Linked DNA regions of Homo sapiens: all the other regions are linked to region 4. The links are chromatin loops, found by intact Hi-C in ENCODE. Cell type or tissue: GM12878. All regions are shown on one strand. Each heading gives the region's core, and the rest is flanking DNA. Links, peaks and the distances in the headings are about the cores only.

Region 1 (4,377 bases), core at 135-4,134, 370 kb before region 4:
AAAACAGAAAATGAGATCTAGCATATCAACAATGTAGTCAATTATTCACTGACAGCTCAAAGAGGAGAAAAATTGGTATAGACAGAAGCATTTGGGAAATCTTCAAGTAAGAGATAGAACTTGAACTGGGCCCTGAAAGGTAGAATAACTTGGGGAGAAAGTGCACGTTAGCTGAGGCATTTGAAGTAAACTACCTACCATGCAATTTCAACGTAGCAGGGACTTATATACTACTGCCTAAACAAAGAGTCTGCCTCCCAAGATGAACCTATGAATTACTGTTAGATGGTTCAATATGACTTTAAAGATGAGATTTTGGGGCTGCAATGAGTTGCTAGTGAGGTCATGAATATTATCATGAGCACTAATTCTAAGATATAGAATTAATAAAATGTAATAAGTTCCACTTTCCCTTTTCCCCATCTTTTTTTTTTTTTTTTGGCCCTTCTGGATACTTGTAATTGTGGTTGAAACAAAACCACATTTTTTCCATAAAAAAAGAAATAAAAATATGAAGAGATAGAAACAGCAACAGTGAAGCTAAATTGAACCAAGATTGGTCAGAGTGCTAAACACCATCTTTTTTTTTTGGGTGGTGGGGGTTGGGGGAGGAGATGGAGTCTCGCTCTGTCGCCAGGCTGGAGTGTGCAGTGATGCAGGGGTGCAATCTCGGCTCACTGCAGCCTCTGCCTCCTGCGTTCAAGTGATTATCCTGCCTCAGCCTCCCAAGTGGCTGGAACTACAGGCACGCCCCACCATGCCCAGCTAACTTTTTTTGTAGTTTTAGTAGAGGCATGGTTTCACCCTATTGGCCAGGATGGTCTCGATGTCTTGACCTCATGATCCACCCACCTTGGCCTCCCAAAGTGCTGGGATAACAGGCATGAGCCACTGCACCCGGCCTAAATACCATCTTTAATTCACAGTGCAGGGTTGTACTACATTAAAGATTTGGGATTTTTGATTGAAAATATATGTATCTTTAAGCATAAGTGATTAATAATGAAATATGATTTTAAAAGAATCCTATGTTAAATTGCAGCAAGATCCTAGCAAGAAATGCATGGCACCCTCAGCTGGGATTTTTGAGACACTCTGAATACATTCCTTTTTCTATCATCTTTGCCCTAAAGTACACCTCCCTCCCTTTGCCCAATGCCTGATATTAGCAGGTAAAAAAGATACTATAGTCTAACAGGCCTAGTCAATTCTCTAAACTGCCTAAGCTCAGGACCCATTTAGGCAAGAAAAGGTGTTTAGCTTCGTCAGGAGTTTGTAATACCCCCAGCACTTCCCGTTTATGAGAGAATTGAAATCTAGGCTTCTACTATAAGATTTCCCACAGGTTCTTTTTTCCTTTATTCAAGAAGTATTATCTGGGGGAATTGAATAAAATTATATTGATATTATTTTTAATTGACAAATTATAATAGGCTGTATTTTTCATGAAAGTACCATCCAGAGGTGAGACAAATGTTAATAGGTAGGATTAAGGGAATCAAAAAGCAACGTAGAAGATCTAGGGACTAGCAACTGTGGGAAGCTCTGCACCTCTATAAAGGGTCTAGCTTTCTAGGACAGTCTTTTCCCTTATTCAATCCCGATTTCATCCAGCCCCATCTTCCTCCACAGTGCCTGAAACTAAGGTCAGCGTATAGCCGGTATTGAGATGCAGCCTTTTTCTCCCCATTTCTAACTCCTCCTCTCTTAGCTCTTAGTTGATGCATCTTTTTTCAAACTAGTTTGATTCCCCCAATAATAAGGTTTAACAGAATTTTCTACCTCTCATATTGCAAAATTACTGCATTATACTATTGACTGTTATCACACCCAGATGGTAGTATTAATTAATCAATACTTATAATAGGAAGATGAGGTATACAGAAACCGCTCAAGGGCACCCAGCTAATATATAATAGAATAGGTGTTCAGTGACTACCTTTTGTCTATAAAGGAAAGCCCTAACTCTTTTCATTAAAAAAGCCTTCACAACCCATCCCATCCCCTATCATGTTTCCCCTTGACCTCTAGCCACTTTCTTTATAAATTGCTATAGACTGAATTGTGTTCCCCAAAATTCATATGTTGAAGCCCTAAGCCCCAATGTAATGGTATTTGGACATGGGGGCTTTGAGAGGTAATGAGGGTTAGATGAGGCCAAGAGGGTGAGGCCCTCATGATGGTGTCACAGGATCCTTGAGGTGTCACATTTCCAGCTGGAAACCTCTGTGGCCAGTGTGCCTTTGCCTGAGTTATGGTCAGCATGCTGGACTTGTTCTACCCACTTAGCCCAGCAGGCTGCGCTCAGCTCACACTACTGGCTCAAATCCCACGCCTGCCAAGGGTGAGTCAGGCACAGAGCAGTGAGGGGTGTGTGAGCAAGTGCAGGGTCTGGCCACTGTGCACAGCCAGGTACGCCAGCTGCAGCAGGGTGGGCAGCTCCAGGCAACAACTCCATACAAGGCTGTGGCTGGACCAGGGATGCTGCAAGCAGCTTCAGCTGCAGGCACTAGGGAACACGATGGTGCCCAGAAGCCTGGAAACACCAGGAAACACAGAGCCCCAAAGAGGGCATAACAGCCCTGGCTCAGGGAGCACCTAAGTCTGGACTCCCCAAAGAGCAACAGCTCTCTCCTTCTTATAGCTCACAAGGTGGCAAGCAGGGGACATGTTTCAGCACTATTTGTGTTACAGCTCTTTCAGTATCGCCATTCGGTGGGTTTGGGTTCTTGTCCCACATCCAGGAAGAATGACGTACATGGACAACTGGAGGGTAGCAAGGTGGAGAGGAGCTTTGTTGACCAACAGAACAGCTCTCAGGAGACCTAAAGTGGGTAGCTCCTTTCCACAGGTACATTGTCCCAATGAGAATCCAGCACTCAGCAGAGAGGAGACCTGTGGTGGGTAGCTCCTTTCTGCTGGCAGGTCATCCCGATGAGTTGAGGAAACCCTATGTGGGTGGCTCCTTTCCATAGCTGGTAGCCCTGACATCTGTGTAAGTCTGGCTGAGTCCAGGGGTTTTTGTTTGTTTGTTTTGAGATGGAGTCTCGCTCTGTCACCCAAGCTGGAGCACAGTGGTGCATTCTTGGCTCACTGCAACTTCTGCCTCCCGGGTTCAAGCAATTCTCCCTGCCTCAGTCTCCCAAGTAGCTGGGATCACAGGCACCCAGCACTGAACCTGGCTAATTTTTGTATTTTTAGTAGAGACAGGTTTTGGCCATTTGGCCAGGCTAATCTCAAACTCCAGACCTCAGGTGATCTGCCCACCTTGGCCTCCCAAAGTACTGAGATTACAGGCATGAGCCACCACACAGGCCTGAGTCCAGGGATTTTATGGGCTCAGAAGGGAAGAAGTGCATGCTGATTGGTTCAGGGGCAGCCATGGGCAGGCCTGGAAAAAGCATCATCCAACAGTCTGAATGGTCATCAAGGAAGTCCTCGCTGAATGAGAAGGTCAACCAGAACTGGCACCCAGGTCCCCAGGCTTCAGGCCATTTCTGACCAAAGTGGAGTTTCGACAGGGACCGTACCTTCCCGTCCTGTCTGCCTCCCACCATAGAGGGTTGCCTGCAGGCCCATGCCAAGCCTCCCTCAGTGCCTCCCCACCAACATAACAACCCGCCTCCCAAAGTCTGGCCAAAGTCCAGAGAGGACCAACTCCAGAGGGACCAGGGGACTGGCGTGTCAGTGCCATCCTGAGTGCATGCACACCCAGCCGTGTTTCGACAGCATCCAGGGTCAGCTGCAAGTTTGCTCTGCACCAGAGAGGACACAGGGTGTTGGGAGGCCTGGGAGCAGGAGCAAGCACTTCCGAGCCTGAGGGAGGAAGGGGGTGCTTCCCACCCAGACAGCACGCAGGAATGCCTGGGTCTGGAGCCTCAGTTGGGCAGCTGCAGCTGTGCCCACAAGTACAGGCCTCCTGCCCCACCAACTCCCTAGGGGGCATGACTCCCACCTGTGCTGAACCCTGCAAACTCCAGGGAGCCTGCTGCCCCAGCAGGACCTCCCCTGCTGAAGCTGGCATCCCTGCAGGCTGCTCCAAATGGGCCGCTGCAACCATCATTGGGATTAATGGCTTTACAAAAGGAAGAAAAGAGAGATTGCTAGCTCCAGCATGCAAGGACATTGCAAAAGGTGCCACCTGCAAGCCAGGAAGACCCTCACTAAAAGGGGAATCACCTGGCACATGGATCTTTGACTTCCTAGCCTCCATAAAATAAATTTTTGTTGCTCATGTTCTCAGCATATGGTGTTTCATTATAACAACGTGACCTAAGACCAATGTGGTATGCCTTGCTACAAAAAAAAACTATCGACCTTTCTCTGAATGTGAAAGTGATTAAAACATCATACCTTTGCTTAGTTTTCCTCTGCTTT
Region 2 (4,377 bases), core at 185-4,184, 890 kb before region 4:
AATGTGCATATAAATTGGAATATGCACATTTGTGTACTTGGACATATAGGAATAAACATCTTTGTGCATATGTGTGGGTCTCACATAATCCCAGTTTGCTTACGGAGAAGAATACCATAAAACATACCTTTCCTTCTCTGTTCTTAAATCTGGTGTTATTACCAGAAATCCATCTGTGCCTCTGTCTAAAGCTTTATGTGTCTATAATTGGATTGTTTTTCTTTTTGCTTACTTTTTTTGGAGGAGACTTTAGTGAGTTTTTTTCCTTAGTATTTTAGGTAATGCCTCCCTGAGTCATATATTAACAGTGATAACTGTTTATCTGGCTGTCCCTCTTTCTCCTGGCATCTGTATGATTTCTTTTAATCACATTCCCATTATCCTCTAATTGTGTAAAATTGTTATATTAAATATAATTTCTACTGGTAGCCACAGGGTGGCATTCATGTTCTTTGCTATCATTTTAATGACTGATAGATTACAAGGTCACTTTGAGTAGATAAATAGCCTATAGATTCTTTCCAGTGAGGTTCACATTCTGATTTTTCATATTAACACTTGTAAATTGCAGAACTTATTATGCTTTCCCACCCATCCCTCATTTTGCTTCCAGCACCTTCAGTCCCTTCCTACAGGAATCCAAGATGACTCTGTCAGGTGGCCTTGTTTTAATATTCGCCTCGGTCAGAGAGAATCTAATGAAAGCCAGAAGCTGACACTGCCTCGGTATTCATTTCAACTCAGCCATCATGGGAAGATTTGCCAGCAGCCTTTAGCACAGGGCTCTGACTGAACACTTGCTGGTAAACACTAAACTGAATAGCAAGTAGGATCACTTACCCCAACAGGTTTGTGCCAGTCTAGGTGTAATCTCCAGACAAGTACTTAAGGCACTAAAGCCATCTACTGAATATTTAAACATGACTTTGATTATCAGGAGAAAACACACACACACACACACACACACATACACACACACACTGAAATGTTTACCTGGGAAGTTCAGCTCTGAAGAAGCATTTGGATGGTATTTTAGATATGCAGAGCTTATTGCTTTTACTCTGGAGCTGGGTATTTCATTCATTCATTCATTCATTCTTTTAGGTAACCTAATTATCATTCATTTAACTTATGGTGAGTTCATACATCATTACATATTTTATCACATTAATTTATCAAATATTATTTTTCCCATTTTAGAGATGAGGAAAGTGAGTTAACAGTTAACAAGGTTAACAATTAATTGAAAGCAACACTGAGAGTAAACTACAGAGGTGAAATAAACATAAAGGACTTTTGACTAATTATTTTTTCTCTTTTCACATCCCCACAGTTGTTATGGGAGTGATATAAACACGTCTTCCCTCCAGGTACCCCATACCTTGAAATATTACCATTTTTTCACTATCTCACGTGGACTTCTTTTAATAGGGTCTCTCCTGGCTTTCCTCATTCCAGCTTCTTCTCCATTCTCTTTCTGGAACCACCTTACTAAAACTCTGCTGTGATTTTTTTTTTTCTGACTCAGAAAAGTAGAATATCATGCAAAACTCAGCTGTGTTTTTTACTCCTCATTGACCCTTTAAAATTAATTTGCTGAAAATTTCTTTCTCCTCCTTTCAATAAACATCTTAGCAATCCCCTGTGAATTTTCTGGGTACTTATAGGTAATAGAAAGTCCTATGCTTTCCTTAAGTCACAAATATAAACTCAATACAGAAACCAGGATGTCTATCCCAGTATCTTAAGGAAGACTTTAATGGAAATGCTTCTCCCCTTTCACCTGCAGCTAAGCTTCCTGCCTTCAAGGAGCAGAGTGCAATCAGATTCACCTTTTTCTTTTCTTTTTCTTGAGATAGTTTCACTCTTGTTGCACAAGCTACAGTGCAATGGCGTGATCTCCACTCACTGCAACCTCCGCCTCCTGGATTCAAGTGGTTCTCCCCCCTCAGCCTCCTGAGTAGCTGGAATTACAGGAGTGTGCCAACACGTCCAGCTAATTTTTTTTTTTTTTGTATTTTTAGTAGAAACAGGGTTTCACCATGTTAGCCAGGCTGGTCTCGAACTCCTGACCTCAGGTGATCCACCCGCCTTGGCCTCCCAAAGTTGTGGGATTTACAGGCGTGAGCCACCGTGCCCAGCCTCAGATTCACCTTTCTTACTTGCTCGCCTTTTCTCCTACTTCCTAGATGTTGTTACTGACTTTTCCAGGGTAGTGGATGAAAGAAGAGAAGTAGTGGAACTAGAAGTTCTTACTTGACTGGTATAAGAAGATAGCTTTGCTTTCCTAAGCCTAAAAGATGCATAAAGCCAACTCTCTAATGGCATTTGTGGGTTCTCTAGATGCTCCTTGGCTCGACCCTCTTCTTTAACTTGCTTCTTGAAATGCCCTCGGTTTCTGCTTTTTTTTTTTTTCTGTTTTTTTGTTTGTTTTTTTCAGCAGTCCACTCTAGAACCTCTGTTGAAATGCCATTGCCCCAGAAGCAAATCTTTTGACCCAGAATCATTTAAAACATGATCACAGGCTCAAATTTTTACCATAGTTCCGTATCTGGCCCCCAGGATTCATGCATCTTTGACCATCATTGGGGGAATAGTAGTTACTCCCTCAAGCATTTCACTCTTCTCCCATGAGATGCTTTAGCTGGCCTCTCATCTTTGGAGTCTTTCAGACTAAGCATCCTTCCTCTGTATTTTCTAGCTGCAGAGAATGTTTCTCAATTTCTGACTAGTCTTATAGATCGCTTCTCTAGTTGTGAAATTAAGCCTTTCTCCTCAAAAATCCATTGCTCTGTTGCATTTTGTGCAACATGTTTTTGTCTTCCTTGTGGACCAGTTGTCAAACTGGCTTTGTAGAATCTTCTTTGAAAAATCGGCTCCTTTGTCACCTCACTTTTGTATTTGATACCTATTGTTTGGCCTTCAAATTTTAATCCCAGTACATATATATATATATATATTATTTAATATATATTTAATATATATATATTAAAAGATTATTTAGATTCCAAATGTTGGAACTGGTAGTTCAGCCTAGCCATGTCACTGACAATAAAACACAAAGCAACTTGGAAACTCAAAACTCTGAAAAGTGATACAGCATATTTGAAAATAATCCAATATAAATTCTTAAAATGGAAATGTAATAAACAAATTCACTGAGTTTATAATTTTGCTTAAGAGTGTATTAAACATAAAGAGAAAATTAGTGGAATGTGATATAGACTGAATAAAATGTCTATAAAGAAGTACAAAGAGACAAAAAAATGGAAAATTCAGGAGAGTGGGTAAGAGAAAGATGATGCAGTAGGGTCTAATACATGTTTGAGACAAATGGAAGAGAGGATAGTACAACCACATATATTTAAAGTGCTAATGTCTAAAAATTCTCCAAAACTGATGAAAGACCTCAATCCATAGATTGAAAAAAATTCAACAAAACTATAGCAAAATAAATTTTAAAAATACCTAGACAAATCACAGTGAAATTACAGAAATCCATAGAAGACATCATCTTAAAAATATCCAGAAGGGGGGCAAAAGATTTCCTTCAAAAGAGCAGTATTTTGACTGAAAGCTGATCTCTCAAAAGCATTGCAGCTTTTGAAAATTAGAACAAGGCAATGAAGTAATATCTTTAAAATGGTGGAAGAAAATAACTGGAAACTTAAATTTTAGCCCTGTGACATATCTTTCAACAATAAAGGTGAATATGACAACTAAATGTACCGTTTGAACTGGGACTAATTCTGGATCAGAAAAAAATGCTATAAGGGATACTATTAATACCATTGCAAATATTTGAGTATGTACATGAGATACTTGCTACTCATAGTACCATCTGGGGATATGCCTCACCTGTGAGCTTCTTAAATTATGAGCATAATCACAGGCACCATTCCAGATCCAGTGGATCATTTTCATATTTTTACAAGATCCCCAAATGGTTTGTATGTACATTAAAGTTTGGGCAGCACTGTATTAGTTAATTATATTTTATTTATGTTAAATGTCCTGATTTTGATAAGTAAGAGAACGTGACATGTTGGAAAATGTCTTTGCTCTCTTGATATGTATGCTCATATATTTACAGTTGAAGGATTATGATGTCTGCAACTGAATCTAAAATGGTTCATCAAAATGATGACAGGACAATAAGTAAAAATATATAGTAATAATTATAAGAAAATGCATTGTTACCGTGAGAGACACTGCAAATATGGCAAAATGTTTTTAATTGGTGAGTCTAGGTGAAGAGACAGGTGTTCATTGTGCTATGTTTGCAATGTGGAAAAATAGCTTTGGAAAGAAGTTTGGAAAACATATTCATTAAGGTTGAAGATACACATAATGTATATCCCAACATTCCACTGCTAA
Region 3 (4,377 bases), core at 114-4,113, 460 kb before region 4:
TTGGAGAATTCTCAAAGAACTGAAAGTTGAATTACCATTCAACCCAGCAATCCCATTACTAGGTATATATCCAAAGGAAAATAAATCATTCTACCAAAAAGACACCTGAACTTGTACATTTACCAAAGCACTATCAACAATAGCAAAGACAAGGAATCAACTCAGGTGCCCATCAGCAGTGGATTGGATAAAGAAAGTATGGTACATACATTATACCATGGAATAGTATGCAGCCATAAAACCAAAACAAAATCATGCCCTTTACAGCAGCACAGCAGTGGTCAGCAACCTTTCTGACACCAGGGACTGGTTTCAGTTTCCTGGAATATAACTTTTCCATGGTTGAGGTGGGATGGGGGGATGGTTTTGGGATGAAACTGTTCCACCTCAGATAATCAGGCATTAGAATCTCTTAAGGAGCATGCAATCTAGATCCCTTGCATGCACAGTTCACAATATGGTTTGCGTTCCTATGAGAATCTAATGCCACTACTGATTTGACAGGAGGTGGAGCTCAGCAGTAATGCTCACTTACCTGCTCCTCACCTCCTGCTGTGCAGCTCATTTCCTAACAGGCTACAGACCAGTACCAGACCATTGTCAGGGGAGTCGGGGAAGGACAGGGAGAGAGGAGGAAGGGGTATAATCATCTGGAACAAAATAAAATAATATCTTCACATTTTGGGATATAACATGTTCTTGCTTCTGCAGGGGTACAAAACAAACAAAAGACTTCCCAGGACCCTCAGTGACCTTGAGTCCATGTTCAGAAATAGAACATTAATTTACCAGCAACTTAATGTTTTGCCTTCATTTCCATCTGCATGTTATAGATTTAATTTTTTAATACAACATAGAATAAAAGGTGCAACTTCTGAAGCAAATTGAGGTGCTGCAGTCCAAAGTAAAATGCAACTTATGCATCGACCAATCTGAAACTGTCCTTTAGCACATTAGAAATAACATACTTCCAATTTTATAATATTTATTTATACATCAGGCATTTGTAGAATTACTATGAGAAATTATGCCTTCCATCTCCCTCACTTCTGCTGTCAAGTTCACATGAATTCATTTCCTTAGGTCATCAAAGAGTGAATGTAAATAAACGGAGGGAGCAGCCAAGACCTGCATCTCAGCCTTAAATACACACATAGTCCCAGCTTCCTACCTCCTATGATTAGCAGTGGTTTAAGAAAGAACCTCTTTTAAAAAGTCTGTCCCTTCTTACTGAAACTGTAAATTCTTTTCACAATGAAAAAAATCAAGCCACAAATGCAAATATACTAAGATAATCCTGTAAAGCACTTGCTTAAAAATAATTGTGGTCTCTTGTTTGCTGCAAGGCAGGGTTTCAACTCCTTAGAGTGTCTATCTAGGCTCTTACATTTCTGTTCTAAAACTGCCTTCCCAGCCTCTGCTCCAGCCACTTCACCCACAAATTCTAAATCTATGTTATGTGCCTGGTCATCGTTACCCCAAAATAAAATTTCACCATTGCATACCTTTGGCTATGTTTTATTATCCCCAAAGACCCTCCCCAGTGTAGAACATAGGGCAAAATACTTGAAGCTTCAAATCTCAATTGTCTGTCTCTTTGTTTTCCTGTAGCTCTCCCTGACTCTTCAGTCTACCAATTCTTTCTTCATCTGAAGTTCGCTGGCACTTTATACAATTCTTTCTTTCAGCATTTATGTTGAATTTTAACTGTTTATGGACCTCCCTTCTTTGCCAGGGTATGTATTCCTGAGGGATGGAGAAGGACACTGCTTTATTCATTTTTATGTGCCCAGCACCTAGAACACCTGACACATGTAGACCCAATAAATGTGAAATTGAATTGAGTCTTCCAGGGAGCATATTGGCTTAAAATCACACCAAGGTAGACATTGCTAATATAGGTCTTTGCTAAGGATAAAATGTTTATTTATTTATTTCTATTTTTAGGGGAGAGTGTAGAGAATGCTTGAGGGCACTAAAGGTGAAAACAATATACAAGAAATTTTATGACATTTTCTCTCAATAGATATTTCTAGTTTTAGAGCCACATTATACAGTGCAGAGAAAAAAAAAATCTTTTTTATTTAATGTTGATGTAGCCACTTGGCCAGCAGAGGGAGAAAATACAATACAAAATACATGCAGTGATATTTAGCTCTCTCCATTATAAATGATGTGATATTTTATGTTTTCTTTTCCATCACTTTCAGGTCAGAATATGTATGAAATTATCCAAGAATATGTAGTTATCTAAATCATCTCTACCATCTTCCCCCAAATGTTAAAGTCTGCCTTTATTTTTCTTTAGGTTGAAAGAATTCAGCAGTGTATTTTACTCGAGAGCCAGTAAGCTCTCATCTAAAATTAATAGAAAATTATGCCTTTCAGAGAGAGCTGCAATTTCCAGATGCTCATTTCGTCTCTCATTGCACACTAATGAAATGAACTGGAATATTTAGGCGTTAGATATTCTATTGCTTGGGTCTGAGGGCAGTTAGCCAAAATCTGATGGTGCAAGATAGAACTGCTCTTCCCCTATAGTACAAAGAGACTTGCTTATAAGATTGGAGGGGGTGGGTGTGTGGGTAAGGTGTGGTTGTCTATGTTGTGTTATGTAATGTAGTGTGTATGTGTATATATACACACACACATATATATACACACACATATATACAAAGACACACACACATATGCTTTTCCATCCCACTAAATTTATACTACATTTGCCTAATGAAAGCATAATGTAGAAAATGCTTATTAACAGGTAAAATGAGGATATTTACTCACATCAAAACCTGATTCTTTTCTGTACAATATAATTCAAAGCTCTCATCCATGCATGTCAAATAAGATTAGAGTTTTTAAAACAATAGGATATATAAAGTTTTCACATTCATTGCAAAACATCTACTCCTTAGGAAATTTAATTTGTGAGGAAAACAAACAAATCTGAGAGATTATTAGCAGCAGTTACAAATAGCTTGTGCTAAGTGTAGTGTGCCAACCTCCCAGTCCTAAACCACACCCATCCCTTCACTCCATTAGCTCACCATCTCTTATTTCAGTCTTATCATCTTATAATCCATATTCCATGCTATAGCTAGAGTTTTTAAAAATTATTTTTTATTTTTAAATCATTGTAAATTCCATTCAATTGTAAAAAACAATACAAGGAGTTTCGATGTGCCCTTTACTCAGTTTCTCCCTCATGGTAACATCTTGCAAAACTGTAGTGTAATATCACCAGCAGGATACTGACATTTATACAGTCAAGACAGAAAACATTTCCATCATCACAAGCCTCCTTCATTTTACCCATTATAGTTACACTAACTTCCCTTTCCCATCCCACATCCCTGATCTGGTCTCGATATTTATAATTTTGTCATTTTAAGAATATTATATAAGTTGAATCACATACAATGTAATCTTTTGCGATTGCTTTTTTTTTTTTCCTCACTTGGCATAATCTTCTGGAGATTCATCTAGGTTGTTGGGTGGATCAATAGTATGTTCCTCTCTTTGCCAAATAGTATCCAACGGTATGAATGTACCACAGTTTAACCATTCACTCATTGAAGGAAATCTGGGTTGTTTTCAGCTATTGGCTATAGTCAAGTTGCCATAAAAATTATATACAGGTTTTTGTGTGAACCCAGGTTTTTATTTCCATGGAACAAATACCCAGGGGTGAAATTACTGTGCCATATGGTAGGTTCTTGTTTAGTTTTAAAGAAAACACCACACGTTTCCAGAATAGCTGTACATTTTACACCCCTACCAGCACTGTATAAGTGATCCAGTTTCTATGCATCCTCACTGCAATTTGCTGATGTCATTATTTTACATATATACTTATATACTGCTATCTCATTGTGGCTTAAATATCTATTTCCCTAAAGGCTAGTAATATCGAACATCTATTCATGTGCTTATTTGCTATATGAATCTTTGGTGAAATGCCTCTTCATTTGTTTGCCCATTTTTTAATTAGATTGTTCTTTTACTATTGAATTTTAAGAGTTTATGAAAAAAAGAGTTTATGATACATTCTAGATAATAGTTCTTTGTTGGCTATGAGGTTTGCAGGTATTTTCACCACTTTGTAGCCTATCGTTTCATTATTTTTGACAAGATCTTTAAATAAATTTTATAACTTTTGATGATGTCTAATTGATTTTGCCTTTTATGGAATATGTTTATGGTGTGAACTCTTAAGAACTTTTTGCCTTTCCCTAGATTCCAACGATTTTTCTACTATATATTTTTCCTAATACTTTTATATTTTAATGTTTTACATTTAAATCCATGATCTATTTTGAGTTAACTTTTGAATAAGATTTGATAATTAAGTTGAGGTTTTTTTTTTTTTTTTTT
Region 4 (4,377 bases), core at 108-4,107:
CAACATGAATGAAACTGAAGGGCATTATGTTAGGTGAAATAAGCTAGGCACAGATAGACAAATATCACATGTTCTCACACATATGTGGGAGCTAAAAAAGTTGATCTTATGGAGGTGGAGAGTATAATGATAGATACCAGAGGCTGAGAAGGGTGTTCATGTGTAGAAAGGGGGTGAAGAGAGGTAGGACAGGGGGTATAAACATACAGTTAGATGGAAGAAATATGTTCTAATGTTTGATAGCACAGTAGGGTGACTATAGTTAATAAAATTGCATTTTATATTTCAAAATAGCTAGAAGAGAGGATTTGAAACATTCCCAACACATAAAAATGATAAAAGCTCAAGGTGATGAATATCATAAATCCCCCTGACTTGATCGTTACACATTCTATACATATAACAAAATATCACATGTACCCAGTAAATATGTATAAAAATGTATATCAATTAAAAAAATCAAACCATGAAAGCTAATTAAGTTTAAAAAATGATTTCATATAACTTTAGTAAGAAATACTTTAAAATTCCTTAATGCTAAAAAATTTATCAGACCAGTTAATATATAAATTTTAGTTATATAAGCATTTAAAAATTTAGAAATATTAAAAACTGGAAATAATTAAAAATCAAGATAGGTTGGACTTAAGAGGTGTGGCATTAAGGGAGATCAGATACAACAGACTGAGCAAAAGCAAGAAGGTGAGAATAAAGCGAAACCCAGGCATAGAACCTACAAAGAATACAGTAAGAAGTCACCAGAAATGTCAAGCAGACTGTTTGCCAGTCTGAACTATCACCCTATCCCCGTAACAGAATTCCATGAAAAACTAAGAAAAAATAATATGACAAAATATATGTTTTATTTCCTTCTTTATGAGCCTGTTTGGTTAACATTTTATACCATGCAATGTTAGGTTGAGAACTAAACCAAGAAATATGAACACAGGAATGGAAAATAGAAAGAAGGAAAGAAGGAAAGGAGAGGAAGAGAAAGGTAGTAAGGAGGGAAGGAAGGAATGAAGAAAGAAAAATAAAAGAGAATGAGGAAATAAAGAAGAAAAATGTAATGCACCATGAAAAGGAGATACATATACAAATATGCAAAGGGACATGCAGAAAAGAAACATTGACCAATTAATCTCATTAATGGGTACAGCTCGAAAACTAATGTGCTTAAGTACAGAGGGAACAATTTAGGATAAATAATATGAAAGAACTTTATAGTTATGTAAGAACACTCAGGCAATGGATCATGCTATCGAGGGAATTTAGAGACACTCTTGGCTGGAAGACACTAATTTATTATGCGCTGATTTAAGTATAATTAAAATCAACCTAGATATTAAACAAGGGAAACGATATGTAACTTTTAGATATCCATTTATTACCTAAGGACAGAGAGAGCAGCAAATGTGCAAATGTTCTACAGCCAGATTAATCTTCCTTTAAAAAGCTCCCATTCATAATATCACTCCCTTTTGAAAATACTTTAATTGACTCTACATGATCCATCCAAATTCATAAGTGGAGTATTCAATATCCATAGTCTGGCTTTACCCTACTGTTTCAATCATGCCTCCCACTTCTTCTAGATGCTGGCCATCTACACTCATTAGGTTGATCTACTCCCCATACTTTAGGGTGCACAATGTTTGCCCAGCGTAATTGCTCAGTGATTTTTTAATGGATTTACTGATTAAGCTTCAAAGGCATTTCCAACTCCACAGAATGTATGCTAATTCTAACGTTACCCGTATAGAATACTAAAAAAAAATTTTAACATTCTCCAAAACTATGGCTATATTTTTCTCCTCTTCCATTTTCATCCTTAGGATGGTTTTCCAAAGTAAAACACTGGCCTGTGAAAGCTACTGAAATAATCTTGGTTTCTTCAGTAAGAAATAAATTATTCACTATCATCCCCACTCCAATGCAATCATAGCAGAATTATCTTTCAAATTATAGCCACATGGTTTCTGAAGACTAATGAAGAGGCTCAGCCCAGGAGACAGTTTTGGGATCCAAAAAATACCTTTCAGTTTCTGCTCTTTCTAATTCGGACAGTAGCAATGAGGCCACACTGATTCAACTGGTAAGCTTCCTTCATATTTTTCATTGTTGTTTTTTCCCTTAGTTTCAAGCCCTACCTGAGCCTTGCCCACGCTACCACCACTCTGTCTGAATTTTTGCACCTTTATTTCATCCAGGTTGATACTCACAGCCCCTGAGTTTTCCTGACTGTCTAAGACAACAGTCTAAAAGTGAAACCAGAAAGCTAGGGGGGAGAAACAGTGTCACACAAAAATTCTGGCAGATACTGCCACCTACAGGGATTATAAGGTCATCCCCAACTCAATCTCCTAAAAAATCACTCATTTATAATAGAGGGGGAAACTGGGCATATTTGAACTACACGGATAAAGAAGAAGCCAATTTCATCAAATGATAACCTTTGATTTAGTGTATGGAATAATTATATATGTATATATGTATGTATGTATATGCATATGTAAATCAATCATTAAACAGGGCCAATAAAAACAGGGCTGTAAGAAAGAAAATTAAAGGAGAAATATCAGGTTGTGCCAGTCGATAATTTCTGTTACTAGAAATTATTAAAAATCATATTGGACGAGTTGATTACCTATTTTTGGTTCTATATGCTCTTGAAAAGTTTATGTAACACTGTATACAACATGATAGAATATTTACCTATAACCAAGGTGTCTAGGGGTTGACATTTTTATCCTATAATATTTGAAACTTAAAATTATATTTTAGTTATTCACAAATAATTCATTAAAATTCATAAACTAAATGATAAACTATATCATTCCTGAAATAACTAATATAAATGTAGCTATTTAAAATATGAGATGCTGGCTATTTCTGTGATGATTTAATGCCATGTTAACAAATATAGAGAAGAAAATAGTATAAAAGCATATTTTTAGTATTTACTGTTTAAAAAACCTTTAGATCTATGATTTTTAAAAACTGCATTTGAAAATAATTACAAACATATAGAAAAGGTGCAAAAAAAGCACAAAACATCCCTTTACCCAAGTTCACCTATTACTAAAATTTAACACTAGGATTTTTCTCAATTTATTTAATTTTTTTCTCTCTCTGTCCACACAAATACACACACACACACAGAAATTGTTTTTTTTCCTGAACCATTTGATGGTGAATTACATACATCATGGCGCTTTACCTCTTAAATATTGTGTATTTCCTAATAATAATATCGTCTTACATAATCATAATGTTACCAACCAAATAATCTAATCTAAAAAGTAGATTATTTGATCTCATCTACAATCTATTTCCCCATTTCCTGTCAATTGATCCAGAAATATCTTCACGCTATCTCCCCCTCCAGAACAAGACCCAGTCTAGGAAAGCTATAATCTTTGAATCTGCTTTTTTAGGGGAGAAGAAGGAAGAGATTCCTTATTTTTTAGCTGCGTAGGCTCTTAGCTGTGTCACCATTGCAACCAAATGGCTTGAGTGTGACAACTCCCATTCATCTTTTTGGTCTACCTTTTCCTTTAATACATCTTGGAGTCAGAAGATGGATAATAAATTATTTTGGAATTATAGATGGGTAATATTTAATGCCCAATATAAGAAGGACTGAAGACTTCTAAGGTTTGAGGGCAGATGATTTTTTTTGCATGCATTTGACAGCTCAATTGATTTTTACTTCTTCATAAGTTACCTAAGTGCTATGGATAGGTGATATGGTACTACTTTAGGTGTTGATAACTGAATTATGTCAGTAGTCTAGGGATGACAAATAGCCAGAAAAAAAAAATTCATTAGTTTCCCCAAATTGGTAAACAGTTTTTGGGAAATTGGAAGAATAATATGAGTGTCATGGAGACACTATCGGCTAAATTGACAATCAGTAAGAATTAGGTAACTGAAAACCTAGCTCTTTAAGTGTGTATGAGAGGAGAGAAGGCGGGTTAAACTGGCAGTTATAATTACCATGATTCATTCAAAAGTATGAACTGCAGTAGTTACTATGCATTTCCAAGTAGATTTTCAAAACTCCTAAATTGGTGGGAGTCTAAATTCGTTCAACCATTGTGGAAGAGAGTGTGGTGATTCCTCAAGGATCTAGAACTAGAAATACCATTTGACCCAGCAATCCCATTACTGGGTATATACCCAAAGGATTACAAATCATCCTTCTATAAAGACACATGCACATGGATGTTTACTGCAGCACTATTCACAATAGCAAAGACTTGGAACCAATCCAATTGCCCATCAATGATAGACTGGATAAAGAAAATATGGCACACATTTGTTAGATTATATAGAGTAATGCTAAATATTTAAATCAGCAAATCATCTGTTCCA
Region 5 (4,377 bases), core at 119-4,118, 530 kb before region 4:
CTGGGCAACATCATGGGCCCAGTCGAGGTTAGTGGTTCTTAATTTAAAGAGATAGGCTATAGGCACAAAGTACAAGATGATACGGATTTCTCTGGAGTTAAGGTTTTACTAAATATAAAAGTCAAGAAGAGACAATGGAGTGTTAATGTTAGGGAGTGGTGATAATGATTCATTATGGAATTTAAAGGGAGGTGAGGACCTAAAAAGGCTTGGAAGTCAGTGAAAAGAATGTGGGATCAATGTATAATCAACATCAGGTTCAAGGACTATTGGAGTCAAGAAGCACAAAGAGAGAACTGCAAATACAAGCAATAGTGGTCAAATGTAGAGTGACTAAAATTGAGATTACTGAAAGATTGCATTTAATGACAATGTAAAGGTGTAAGTTATGATAAAGTCTTTCTTCAGACACCTGCATGGCTTGCCTCCTCACTTCCTTTAGGGTCTTGCTCCTCATACCACTTCTAGGGGAGACCTCTCCTCATTAACCTGTTTACAGTTTCGACTTCTTTTTACCCTCACTGGCACTTGATATCCCTATTTCCTATTTTATATTCTCTCCACGAATTTTTTACCATCTCACATTCTGTATATATTGATGTATTTATATTGTTTATCGTTTGCCTTCCTCTACTAAAATTTAAAATCAAGAAGAACCAGGATGTGAATCTATTTTGATACCTACAGCTTCTCTAGGGACTAGAACATTGCCTGGCACATAGTAGACTAGGCACTCAATATATTTTTGTTGAATGGCTTGTATAAAGCAATTGTCCACTTGACTATGACTATCCCAAAGAACTAACAACTTCTCTTAAGTTTATAGCTTCTTCTGCATAGTTGAATTTTCTGAATAGCTGAGGATAAATTAGTAAAGTTCCTATTAATTTTAGTTATTTTTGAATAGAAATACAAATAAGAGAAAAAATATGGAGCTGTCTTTCACTGTAAGTTCAGTTAAATGGGACACTAACCATTTTTCAACTATTTTAGGTCATTACTATAAAACAAACTATTAGACTTTCCTAAAATATGTATGAATTTTGATCCCTTCCAAAGAAGCATGGACTACAATACTTTCAGTTGCACCTATTCCTTTTGTCTCCTCTTTTCTGTCAGGCAATCAACTATTGTGTTATACTGGAATGTGTGCACATTCCTGAAACAGATCTTCTACCACTAACATGTATTCCTACTCCATAATTTGCTGTTTTCATATATTTTGAACCAATTTTACAGGATTTATGTAAAATAAGAGAATATAGGCATTAATTGAGGGCACTAGGGCTACAAATTTTTGTTATCTTTATTTCCTACATCTAGATTCCTTAACTGTGTGCTAGAGAGGGGAGATTGATAGATATTGAATTAAGAAGATGTACAAAGTTACTGTAATTTAGGTCATGTGGTATTTTTATTGCTCAAATTTCCCTTTTCTCATGTAAATGGCTGCCTTCTCTATCTATTCATATGGCCAACCCTATGTTGATAGAGCTAAACACATAATGACATCATGAAAATGTGCAAGAAGAAAGGATACCAACTAAGGTCCTCTGGAAAAACCCTGTCCTTAAAATGTGCTCATCTACTAAATTCCCAAAGACTCATAGGACAAAATTCCATTTGAAGGCACGGTCTTGCTAAAGCAACAAATGGCAAAACATTTCAAAAAGAAGAAAAAGCAGTGTATTTGACTAGTTTTAAAGATAATGCAAAGGTCTATGATAAATCTTGAGTAATTCACCTGACCTAGATTTAAATAGCACAAATAATTCTTGCAGAAATAAATGTTTAGTTCTTAACAAACGTTCCTATAGCTTCAGGTATTACATTTAGAGTTTATGTTGTTTTTGGAACTTCAGTTCTACTCCGTAATTTTTTGGGGAAAAAAATAGCCAACTAAGAGTAAGAAAAGCAGAGTTCTTTTACTGATTTCTGACATAAATTATCAAGTCATATCCCTGACTGTTGTGCTTTGTGGGCCTCAGTTTCCTCACCTGTAAAATAATCCCCAAAGTCTCTAATAGTCTAAATTCTACAACACATTGCTGTTGGATTAAAGAACTGAGGAGGAATTCTGCTTCCACCAGTAGAGGGTAGTGTTACCTAGACAAGATCTCAACATGAGTCCAGGACAGATGGAGCAAAGAAAGCCGAATTTAGAATGGAGAATTGGTAGCTACCTACTTCTCCCAGTCTTGAGTCACCAGACCACAAATGCTTCTCCACAAAATAGCAATCTTAGGCAAGTGTAGAAACGCACTCCTCCTCAATAATTTGCCACTATTCCCAAAATGGTCACATTACTCATTTCTATTGGAATATGAACAGAAATTTAAACTCCTGCAATCTGTGTTGTTTTCTGAAATTTAAAGTTTGTTCTATGAATACATTCATTTATATAAAATACAGCAGCTTGTCTATACATATTTGAACATTTCAAAATTACAGTTGAAAGTAGCAGATTTTTCCTCCTGCAAAAATATTTAAGAAGTATTTATAAAATTTGATTATGTTTAATATCATGCTGAGAGAGAAAAACTTAATTGTACTTTTTAATTTACATGTAACCAGTCATTGGCTTGTAATAGGTAATTTTGAATTTCTAAGTATATAATGTATAGTCACAATAATGGCTGAAAATATGAATCTCAATCAGCCTGCAAAATTTACAGAATGCCTCTCATTAAGGTGATTCCCACATGTGTCACGAAAGTTATCTAAGAAATGGATTTCTGGCCAGGTGCAGCGGCTCAGGTCTGTAATCCCAACACTTTGGGAGGCCGAGGTGGGCGGATCATGAGGTCAGGAGTTCGAGACCAGCCTGGCCAACACAGTGAAACCCCGTCTCTACTAAAAATACAACAATTAGTAGGGCATGGTGGCATGCGCCTGTAGTCCCAGCTACTCGGGAGGCTGAGGCAGGAGAATCACTTGAACCCAGGAGGCAGAGGTTGTGGTGATCCAAGATCGCACCACTGCACTCCAGCCTGGGCAACAGAATAAGACTCCGCCTCCAAAAAAAATTTAAAAACTAAAAAAAAAAAAAAAGAAAAGAAATGGATTCCCATATAGCAAGTTCTGTCTGGTAGGATAAAGCTGATGCATGTGAAATAGTAGCAGAATTAGATAGTTTAAGATGCTGTCTGTTCAATATTAAGTCAGTAGGAGACAAAAAAAAATATTCATCAAAAAACTGACAAAACAGATGAAGACAGGATGAATTATAGTCAATGGAGAATCCTTCAAAGAGGGTGTACCGTTTAACAACTACAAATTAAAAATTAGGCAACACATGTAAAAGTACATTAAAAGCGCCAAGGTACTATGCCCACGTGAAGTATTATTATTATTACAGCCTTGGGGTTCATGGTTACCATGAGGCTCTGTCCTTGGTGACCCTTGGAAGGCACTTTGGTAGAATCTTTCCATTTCTGCTTCTTCTTTGACCTTTATCAATGATAGAAGTCCTACTTCGTATTTTTTTCTGTTAATATAAATGTGAAAGCCTACAAGTTAACACAGAATATGTAATTACAGAAATATTAATACATAAATGATATCAATCCACCCAGATCCAGGAAAGCACCTTGCGCTGTACTAGTCACAGCCTAGACAGCAGCAATCTGTCTTTCCATGCAATACACCTCTGATGCTATTTCTGGTTGTAAGACTGCTCCCTTTTGGGTGGAGTTAAAATGTTCTCAGATTAGAAGAAAACCTGGCTACTTGAGAGAAAATAAAATCATGCTTCCTCCCACCCCCCATCCCTTCTCTTTTGCCTGTGGCAACTATAAGTGCAATAAAATGTGAGAGTGGGGAAGAATTGCTATGGCAACAAAGTGTGCTCTAATAATGAAAATGGCATCTAACGAGCAGAAGCAGCTAGAACTTTAAGGGAAAGAGAAAAGAAGTGTGCCTTGAAGAAGCAGGAAGAACAAATGTAAAAAGTTTAACGTATTCCCTTCTCCAGCCTACATATATTGGCCCATTTAGAAAAGTTAGATTTGTATCTTAACTTCCTCTAAGGAATATTCTAACAAGATAAGGTTTTATAATTTACTGGGGGAAACAGGAGGTTGGGGGTGGGGGCAGGGGTAGAAATTACCGAGTCATTCCTAAAAGTGGAAGGAGAAATCACTTCCTTTGATCTAGAAATATAGGACAATGTACAGTCACTTAGGGGATCCACAGAGGTATGTGTGTCCAGACTCTCTGGTTCTAGGCCCAGCTTTCCAGCTTCCTGATTTCTTTGACAACATAATTCTCTTCTCCACAAGAATTATTTATCAAAACAGCTTCCAAGTTGTAGAGGGGCCTGGAAACAATGCATACTCATCATAACTAGAATGAACATGCAAGTTGAGAACCTTAAGG
Region 6 (4,377 bases), core at 285-4,284, 1.5 Mb before region 4:
CGGGGAAGGAAAGGAATGAGGGAGGAAATATTCCTTTCTAGCATTCATTTTGCTTAGATCACTCCATTGTGAGTTTGACCATTTTGGAGTCAAATGAGCAGACTTCCAAGGAGTTGACCAGTTTGTGACTAGTCTGGTCACCTTTCCAGTTACAGGATCATATTAACTGTGTAAATGAATTCATGGGTAGATGATTTGTGCAGATCTGAATTTAAGAACATTTCCTTTTTCTGTGGGAATCACAAGAGTTTATCCACTAAAAAAAGATATGTAAAAAAGATACTTTCCAGCACATAAATAAAGGCTGGAATTTTACAACCTGATGTATATATTAGACAGTTCTAGGATGTTAGTTCCCTTCATTCCAGAGCTATGCTTGTGATACAGCCCCTTTTCTTATAAAGTCAGTTAGAAGGACTTCCTTAACAATGACTATTATAATGTCTTACTTAAAATACAGTTTTGTATTCTGTCAATGCAAATATAAGACAGGTTGAGCCTTAATCATGTAACAAAATATTTTGTAGATTACATATTGATTTTTCAAAAATTAAAAATGTATTTCAAACTATTCTTACTGTGCTGTGAATTTATATCTTCTTCTGCAAGACCTGGGGCTATTTTTTTTTCTTAAGGTATGAAATCAATTTCAATAACCTTAAACAATTGACCCTCTGTCAGGCATATGTCAGGCTCCACTCTTAAGGAGTCAGTGACCATGACCTCTTTGCATATCCTGGAAAAATGACATCATCAAAGTATAGTTGATAATGTTATAAAGGATGATTTTAAAAATAGGGTATAATCATGACTCACAAAGATATGAGGCTGGGTGTGGTGGCTCACGCCTGTAATCCCAGCTCTTTGGGAGGCTGAAGCGGGTGGATCATGAGGTCAGAAGATCAAGACCATACTGGCTAACACGGTGAAACCCCGTCTCTACTAAAAATACAAAAAAAAAAAAAAAAAAAAAAAAAAAATTAGTTGGGCGTGGTGGCGGGCGCCTATAGTCCCAGCTACTGGGGAGGCTGAGGCAGGAGAATGGTGTGAACCCGGGAGGCGGAGCTTGCAGTGAGCAGAGATTGCGCCACTGCACTCCAGTCTGGGCAACAGAGTGAGACTCCATCTCAAAAAAAAAAAAAAAAAAAAAAAAAGAAATATATGAAATGAATACATGCATAAGATTACCACTATTCAAAGCCTTTCACAATTTTTCCTTGAAAACAGGAAAAACTTTGTCCACAGAATTCCATGGAATTTTCAACCTTTGGCAACTTGTAGAGTAGTCCTGTAGAATTAATGTGCACCTAAAAGCCACATTTTTAAAGTTTAGAAAACCAGTTTTACAAAATTGCACAGAATATATATCAGGTAAGATATACGTGTGGGTGGTAGGGAGTTGGGGGAGAGTGGAGGAGAGTTGTGCGGGAGTGGAGGGAGGCTGTAGGAGATATGAAGGGAATCAGTGCTTATAAAGGACGAACCTAACAACCTCTCCACCCTCCTTTTTATAAGAAATCTGCCTTGTGTTGAAATTAAATTTTTATTGAGCTACTAAAGTTAATATTTCAAAAAGGCATCAGTACTTCATAGAAGACAGAGCATGAAGCACCATTTTAGCCACTGCTAGCACTCACAAGGCTTGGCCCTAGTTCTTCAGGAACAGCAAAAGGATTGACTGGCAAAAACTGACCATATTTGTAACAACAGTCCTCAAAATCCCATCAATCAATTCTTCCCTGTTTTGTCTCAACTCTGGCTAGACTGTCCCACCGCTTTTGTGTAGACACAGGGTAGATTTTGATGTTGTCTCTCCTAGACCCTCCCCATCCTCTGCAACTACTGTATTCCAAGGAACTTATACCCTTAGCCAGGGCCCTAAAACACAGGGTTATGTGTATTCTGTTGAATCATATGTAATCGCCAATATTTACCTTTCTTGATGGGAATTTCACGGGCTCAATCTAATTATCCACATATTTCCCTAGGTCATATGATACAAGCACTTTTTGTTATCCTGCTTAGAAATGGCAATGAAATATGAATTTGACTAATTTTTAAAGCAAGACAGAGTTGCTAGTCAAGAAGCAAATAGTTGAATTACAAAAATCCATAGATACAAGCTACAGATAATATTGTGCCTTTAAAATCATCTGTAAGGAATGTAATCATTTTCCTCTGTAAGGAAAAGGAAAACTGATTAGATTAATTGCCCCAAGTTTTAAAATATTTCAGTTCATTTCCGTGAGACTTCCTGGGGAAGAAAGGCACAGCATCATTAGACTCTGGGTTTTGCTGCTTACCCTTCATGTATCTGCACTCGCACAGCCTTCCAAACTTCAGAGGGAAGAGTGGCTTCTTTAAATAATATGACTGTGCGTGTTGACATTTTCCTGAGAAGTCCCTTTTGTAGAATCCAGAATTGTGAACTCCATGAAATGTAATTTGCAGTACATTCTTTAAACAGAAGAGGGTGCTCTCGGGCAAGCTGATGCTACCCAGCTCTAGAAATATAAGCATTTAAATTTGGTGGTGCTTGTATTATGATTAGTGCAAGATCTTGGGGGCATTTAATAAAGCATTTCAAAGCATTGTGAGTCCAGTGGAGTATAATTAAAATTAATGCAATAGACAAACACATTAAAGTATTCTTAATGCCTAGTCTAAAAATGCTGTCAAATACAGTTTTACACATCCGAAAGATTTAAATACTATGCTTGTCTCTGAACATTTCTAACTGTTACAGAGAAAGAAAAACAGTGTCTTCCTTCTCCACAGGTTTCAAACAAAATTTTTCTAATGAGAGTTAATAAAATCTTCTTTCTTTAAAAGATTTATAAGATATTATAATTAATTCATCCTGCTTTGGCATGTGTCAAGGTCAATGTGGTCTCTAAAAATCTCCAGTCCAGGATTGTACTTTCAGCTTCTTAGGTAAGAACAAGCAAAGATATATGCTTTCAGGAGAATATTTCATGCTGCCTTGACTCAGGGACAAGCCTTGGTTCTGTTTCAGTCCTCAGAAAGGAGTAATGAATATTGTTCTTTTCAAGATGGGCTCTGTATTTCTCTCAGAAATCTCCCTGGGTGGATGTTGTTGTTTTTTGTAAAGCCAGTTAGGACACTCTCTTTCCAAAAGTCTTATATCATGAGTAGTCTATGAGTGTAGCTGTACGCACGCAGCATTCCCAAAGCCTTCTGAAGTACAGAAGGCTTCCTAAAGACATTGGCTGCCAGTTTGGCACTCTGAGTCACCTCAAAATGCTATGTGACCTTCGTTCCAAATAATCATCTTGCTGATCATTCTAATTTTCTTAAGTGCTTACTATATGTCTGCATTTTTCTAGGTACTAGGGACAAGTAATTACAAAAACAGTTAATTCCTGCTGTTATAGAGAGCATATAATAGTGGGGGAAGTCAGGCAATAAATATCAAGTTGTGATTATTGCTATGCAGAAAAATAAAGCAGGGTAAAACAATAAAGAGTGGTAGAAGCGTGCCATTTTAGATAGGTTGGTAAGGGACGTTCTCTTTGATGAGATGACATTCTAGCAGCGAGACCTGAAAGAAATGAGGTAGAGTGCCACTCAGATCCCCAGGGAAGAGTGTGTCCAGCAGAGGGCTCTGCTAGTGCATAGGTGCGGGACTCGGGGTGCTAACCCGTCAGAGGAACATCACAGAGGACAGATGGCTGCTGGATGGCCATATCGGAGTGAGCAAGGGGGTGGGATGGAGGTGGAAAGAGATCAGAGAGATTGTGGGGAGGTGGGGGAGGCAGACCACCTAGGGTTTTGTGGGCCATGGATTTTACTCTGAGTGAGATGGGAGCCCCTGGAAGGCTTTGTGTAGAGGAGGGGTAGAACTTTGTTACATGTTAAGATGATCGTGTGGACATAAAAAGGAGGTAGAGGCAGAAGCAAAGAAAGTAGTTAAGAGTCTATTGCAGTATCTCAGGTGTCTTAGTCCTTTCTTGCTGCTATACCTGAGACTGAGGGATAGCAGAAATTTCTCACAACACAAATTTCTCACAATCTTGGAGGCTGGGAGGTCCAAGATCAAGGTGCCAATAGATTCAGTGTCTGGTGAGTGCCTGTCTGTTTCTTATAGTAGGCACGTTCTTGCCGTGTCCTCACATGGCAGGAGGGGCAAAAGGGCTCCCTGAACCCTCTTTTATAAGGGCACTAATCCTGTTCATAAGGACAGAGCCTTCATACCTAATTACCTCCCAAAGGCCCCACCTTTCACTACCATCATCTTGGGGGTTAGGTTTCAATATATGAATTTTGCGTGGGACACAAACATTCAGATGATAGCATCAGGTGAGAGGTGACGGTGATTGAGAGTGGTGACAGGAGATGAAAAATGGTTGAATTCAG
Region 7 (4,377 bases), core at 199-4,198, 1.2 Mb before region 4:
AGTATATAAGTCCTTAAAATCAGCAATTAATGTTGGGACTATGAAAAAACACAAGTCTTGTTGATTGCTTTTTAGGCTCAATAAGCATCAATTTGATGAGCTAATCCTTTCAAGTATAATACCCATAATTTAGATTTTTAGGTTTCCAACGAAATGATCGAAACAGGCACACACAACTAATTCTCCTCCTAGTAACAAAAGCTTGTTGTTTCACAGTCTTAGCTACAGCAAGGCATAAGTACACTTTTTTTTTTTTTTTTGGCTAATTAACTCCGTCTTCCCTCAAATGTTTAGGAGTTGTTTCTTAACATATAAAAATGACTTTATAAAGTTAAGCAAGAGTTGAGGTTTAGGGAAACAATATAGGCATTTGCTTTTCCTCTTTTTTACCATTAGCTATGTAAAATGTCTCTCAAATTTTCTGGGTTTCATTACAGTTCACTTTAGTGCAGAATACGGCATGAGATGGTAATAGAGCATCTTGTTCTGTTGAATAAAAGAGTTGAGGGAGAGAATGTTGAAGTTTTCCTGTATGCCTTTCTTTGCTCCTCCTTTGTTTTTTCTTTCCCTACAATAACACATAAGGCCCATCAGAGGAAGGCTGTTGTCTTGTTTGGTTCCTGCTATATTCCCAATACCTAGTCAGTGTCTGGTATATGGTCATTTCTTCAAAAATATGCTTAGAACAAATATGTGCTGACAGATGTGGTCAGAGTAGGAGAGAATAAGAACATGAATCACAGTAGTGACCCTGGAGAGAAATGGAAAACTGGGATGATGAGCAATCAGTGCAGATGTAGTGCTGACTGCCCTGGGAACTGATTAGATAGAGGGCACTGGGAAAGGAAGGAGTTAAAGTAACAGCGAAGTGTGGAGCCTGATGGATTGAAATGATGAGCAAAGAGAAATGAAGTTGGGAGCAAAGCTGTGATCTCTGATTTGGGTACGTTGAGTTTGAAGTTCCGGTGGGAGATAGCCACAAGACAATTAAAAAAGTGAAACTAGGTCCGGCGCGGTGGCTCACGCCTGTAATCCCAGCATTTTGGGAGGCCGAGGCGGGCAGATCATGAGTTCAAGAGATAGAGACCATCCTGGCCAACATGGTGAAACCTTGTCTCTACTAAAAATACAAAAATTAGCTGGGCGTAGTGGTGCACCTGTAGTCTCAGCTACTTGGGAGACTGAGGCAGGAGAATCGCTTGAACCCGAGAGGTGGAGGTTGCAGTGAGCCTAGATCCCGCCATTGTACTCCAGCCTGGTGACAGAGCGAGATTCCGTCTCAAAAAAAAAAAAAAAAGTTAAACTAGAGCTTAGAGTAGACGTCAGGAATGGATATACGGATACTATAGTCAAAATCATAAATGTGATAGATTGTGAAAATAAAGACAAAAAAAGACAGGGAGCCCCAGGTTATATCCTTGGAGGATACATACATTGTTGGGAGGCATGGGGAGACTAAAAACTAGAAGCATTATCAGAGGTGTGCAGGTCTAAGAATTAAAAATGGGAGAGGCTTTTAGGATGAGTACTTTGTCAACGGTGTTAAGGGCGGCAGAGAAGCTCATGGTGATTGTGTTAAAAAATGATTATAGAGTTTTGTGTTTAAAATATGTATATTTGTTTACTATGATGGTAGCAGGTTCCATAAAATAATGAGTAGTGGGCAGAATCTAGATTGCTAAAGGACCGTTCAATGCTTATCTAAGATACTTCATATTATTTTTTGTAGCTTATAATAGATGTTCAAGAAATACTTGTTTGGGAGTGAAATCAACATTCACATTCTTTTTAGAAGCAGCTATTTTTGTTTGGAGAGTACTTTCTGATACTGCCTCTGGAACAACTTTAATGAAAGTAGAGTCCAGCACTTACCTGAAGTTGTGATTATCTACAACCATCTGCAATGTGGTTCATCTCTAGTTTTCACTTGGAGCCTCACTGGATGTCAAGCTGCAGGCTGCTAAGAGCAATCAGCTGGGCAGGTAGAAAATTATGTGTATGTGAGTCTAAGTATATTTATATTGACCTGGTAGATGCCTAAATCTCAAAAGAATTTTAAAATTATGTCATGTTTTATGTAATGGAAAATTATCAATTTTATTTGTAAATTATTTCTGGAAGTTTGCTGAAAATAACATAAGCAGTGGCTTAGCCCATAGGCTTGGGGTTAGATGTGGGGGGTGCAGAGAAGAATCTGATTTACTGTGTAGCCTGTAGTTACTTGATTTCACCACTAGATGGTGATCTTGTATTAGCCTGGCAAGCTGCCCACTAACAAAGGGTGGCATACAGTCGACTGCAGGTGGTTGAAACCTATTACATTGACATAGAGAAGCTTTTTTGGTGTTGTGAAATGGTTGATACTTGAAGTAATAAAAATTAGGGAATGTTAGTGTCCTTCTGACTATACAGACTATGATGAACTGAGAACACTTGAGTACCTGGTTAGAAACCTACAGTGGGGGAAATGGGGAGAATACTGTCTTAGGAAGCACAAAATCTGCATTCTAGTTCACCTGTTGCTGCTTGTAGCATATTTGGGAAGTCATTTTCCTTCCAAGGGCTTCAGCTACTTCACCTGTAAAATGGGAGATGATGATATCTACCTTGTCAGCGGCTGTGCCAGTTTTCCCCAAGACCTTTTCCTGTTCTTTTAGTGGTGGGGAAAAAGAGGTGGAGGTGTAGTGTGTCTACAGTAGGAGAAGAAAGAAGGCACTGAGGAATCTTGGTTGGTCTTGGTCTACTTTTTTTCTAATTTTAACTTTCTTCCTTGGTCACGTGGATGGAGTCTTAGTAAAAGATCTTTCTCTCACTGGGAGAACCGGGAGTGAGAGTCTTTGCTACAGACTGAGAGTAGAGAAAGGAATAGAGGAAAAAACTGAAAGGGAAAATGTTCTATAAAGGCATTGTGGGGTGTGTGTGTGTCTGCATGTGTGTCTAGAGCCACAGAAAGGTGAAGTAGAAGATGTTCATTGTTGGGAATTCCATTATTATTATTGATTAGTTGAACCCCCTTAGTTGTCACTGAAGCCTCATAAAAAGCCATGATGATGGTCTTGTGTTCCAATTTTACAGTTGAGGGACATAAGGAGGGCTTATGATACATCTTTATTCAATGTTAAGGCCTTATTTTCAATCTGAGAGTCAATATAATAAATAATGGCAGTGGGTTTTATTTCATGCTTAATCAAAGGGCCTTGTATGAGGGACATCTTAGCCAGTTATGCAGAAATAAATTATTTGGCTTATAAATTGATACTATTTTACTAGGAGAAAATAATGTCCTTAGTGGGGTAAATTTCTTGGAGGCTCAAGTTATAACTGTTTTTCTCAGTTTTTCACAGGATGCTTTTCAAATGATAAATAGCCTTTGGCAGAGAAAAGGAATTTGATTCTGTCCTCTCTAATCCAGAAATTCCATAATGGAGCCACAGAAAGCGTCTTGCTCGGTTTCAGAGTAATTAGTGATTACCCAGAATTACTTGAAGGAACTGGATTGTATCCTTTCTGATAGGAGAAGCCATGAAAGACTTTATCCTAACCATTCTATATCTTCTTATTAGAATAGAATAGAATCAAAATAGATGAAGATTTGATCTTTCCTGGAAGGAAAGGAACAGCTAAAGAGAGACGGGAGTTTGAAAGCATATGCTGAGAGAAAAAAATGAATTAAATTATGGCAGGAACTGTACCCTATAGAGGATATGGTTTTGTGACTGTCTATTCACTCCTCTCATGAGTTTCTGCCTTTGAGAAATTTTCGTTGTTTTGTTTGTTTTGAGATAGGGTCTCACTTTGTTACTCGGGCTAGAAATAGACTACAGTGGCATGATCATAGCCCACTGTAACCTTGAACTCCTGAGCTCAGGTGATACTCCTCCTGCCTCAGTCTCCCAAGTAGCTGGGAATACAGACATGTACCACAACAACCAGCTAATTAAACATTTTTTTAAAAAAGACAGGGTCTTCCTATGTTGCCCAGGCTGGTCTTGAATTCCTGGCCTCAAGCAATCCTCTCTCCTCGGCCTCCCAAAGTGCTGGGATTATAGGCATGAACCACTGTGCCTGCCCTGAGAAATGGCTAAAAGTAGTCAAATATTCTCTCTAAAGTACTCCTGGTGAACTTTGATCAAACTCAATTGATTCTGAAACTCTCTCTTTGGTTTGACGATGGTCAGGAAAGCTGTGTAGGCTGAGTTCAGCTAGAACATACTTAGCTCTGTACTTAGCCAAGATAAACTTTTTAAAATAAATTGTAAGAGATAGGGTATTAATGACAAAGTTTTTGTTATGTAGCCTTACTATTTTTGGAGTCCCACATGGCTCAAGTCTTTGCAAATTGTTGGTTTTCTTTTCTGAACCCAACAATGGAGAACA

What was found. A loop is a pair of places that touch in the nucleus more often than their neighbours do. Peaks named below come from ENCODE experiments on the same cell type or tissue, not always from the same donor. Only the 100,000 strongest peaks of a DNase experiment are listed, where the experiment ranks them.
Region 1: it touches region 4 in a loop (11-fold over the local background); 43 of 110 quality-filtered maps call a loop at or near these places.
Region 2: it touches region 4 in a loop (6-fold over the local background); 8 of 110 quality-filtered maps call a loop at or near these places.
Region 3: it touches region 4 in a loop (10-fold over the local background); 46 of 110 quality-filtered maps call a loop at or near these places.
Region 5: a loop joins it to region 4, with 14 times the contacts of the local background. A loop is called at or near these places in 27 of 110 quality-filtered maps.
Region 6: it touches region 4 in a loop (8-fold over the local background); 14 of 110 quality-filtered maps call a loop at or near these places.
Region 7: a loop joins it to region 4, with 17 times the contacts of the local background. A loop is called at or near these places in 32 of 110 quality-filtered maps.

What each region holds. Positions count from the first base shown.
Region 1 is chr2:49,768,784-49,773,160 of GRCh38, forward strand. No RefSeq gene overlaps it. Among named protein-coding and RNA genes, the nearest start is that of FSHR, 620 kb to the left of the region's middle. RefSeq lists an enhancer at 3,790-4,289. In GM12878, for the core only: a CTCF peak has its summit at 2,300; no DNase peak of the experiment used is centred there.
Region 2 is chr2:49,255,052-49,259,428 of GRCh38, forward strand. No RefSeq gene overlaps it. Among named protein-coding and RNA genes, the nearest start is that of FSHR, 100 kb to the left of the region's middle. In GM12878, for the core only: no CTCF peak of the experiment used is centred there; no DNase peak of the experiment used is centred there.
Region 3 is chr2:49,685,928-49,690,304 of GRCh38, forward strand. No RefSeq gene overlaps it. Among named protein-coding and RNA genes, the nearest start is that of FSHR, 530 kb to the left of the region's middle. In GM12878, for the core only: no CTCF peak of the experiment used is centred there; no DNase peak of the experiment used is centred there.
Region 4 is chr2:50,142,154-50,146,530 of GRCh38, forward strand. All of the region lies in intron 18 of NRXN1 (neurexin 1), which reads right to left. Among named protein-coding and RNA genes, the nearest start is that of MIR8485, 550 kb to the right of the region's middle. In GM12878, for the core only: a CTCF peak has its summit at 2,327 (motif pointing left); a DNase peak (open chromatin) is centred at 2,268; H3K4me3 peaks cover 398 bases; H3K27ac peaks cover 256 bases.
Region 5 is chr2:49,614,905-49,619,281 of GRCh38, forward strand. The region is part of intron 1 of LOC124906005; the gene reads left to right. Among named protein-coding and RNA genes, the nearest start is that of FSHR, 460 kb to the left of the region's middle. In GM12878, for the core only: a CTCF peak has its summit at 2,102 (motif pointing right); no DNase peak of the experiment used is centred there.
Region 6 is chr2:48,597,943-48,602,319 of GRCh38, forward strand. All of the region lies in intron 3 of STON1-GTF2A1L (STON1-GTF2A1L readthrough), which reads left to right. It overlaps STON1 (stonin 1), which reads left to right. Exons shown (of 4, transcript NM_006873.4): 4 at 1-571. Among named protein-coding and RNA genes, the nearest start is that of GTF2A1L, 18 kb to the right of the region's middle. In GM12878, for the core only: CTCF peaks have their summits at 2,463 (motif pointing right) and 3,597 (motif pointing right); a DNase peak (open chromatin) is centred at 2,448.
Region 7 is chr2:48,944,424-48,948,800 of GRCh38, forward strand. No RefSeq gene overlaps it. Among named protein-coding and RNA genes, the nearest start is that of MIR548BA, 110 kb to the right of the region's middle. In GM12878, for the core only: a CTCF peak has its summit at 2,241 (motif pointing right); a DNase peak (open chromatin) is centred at 2,278.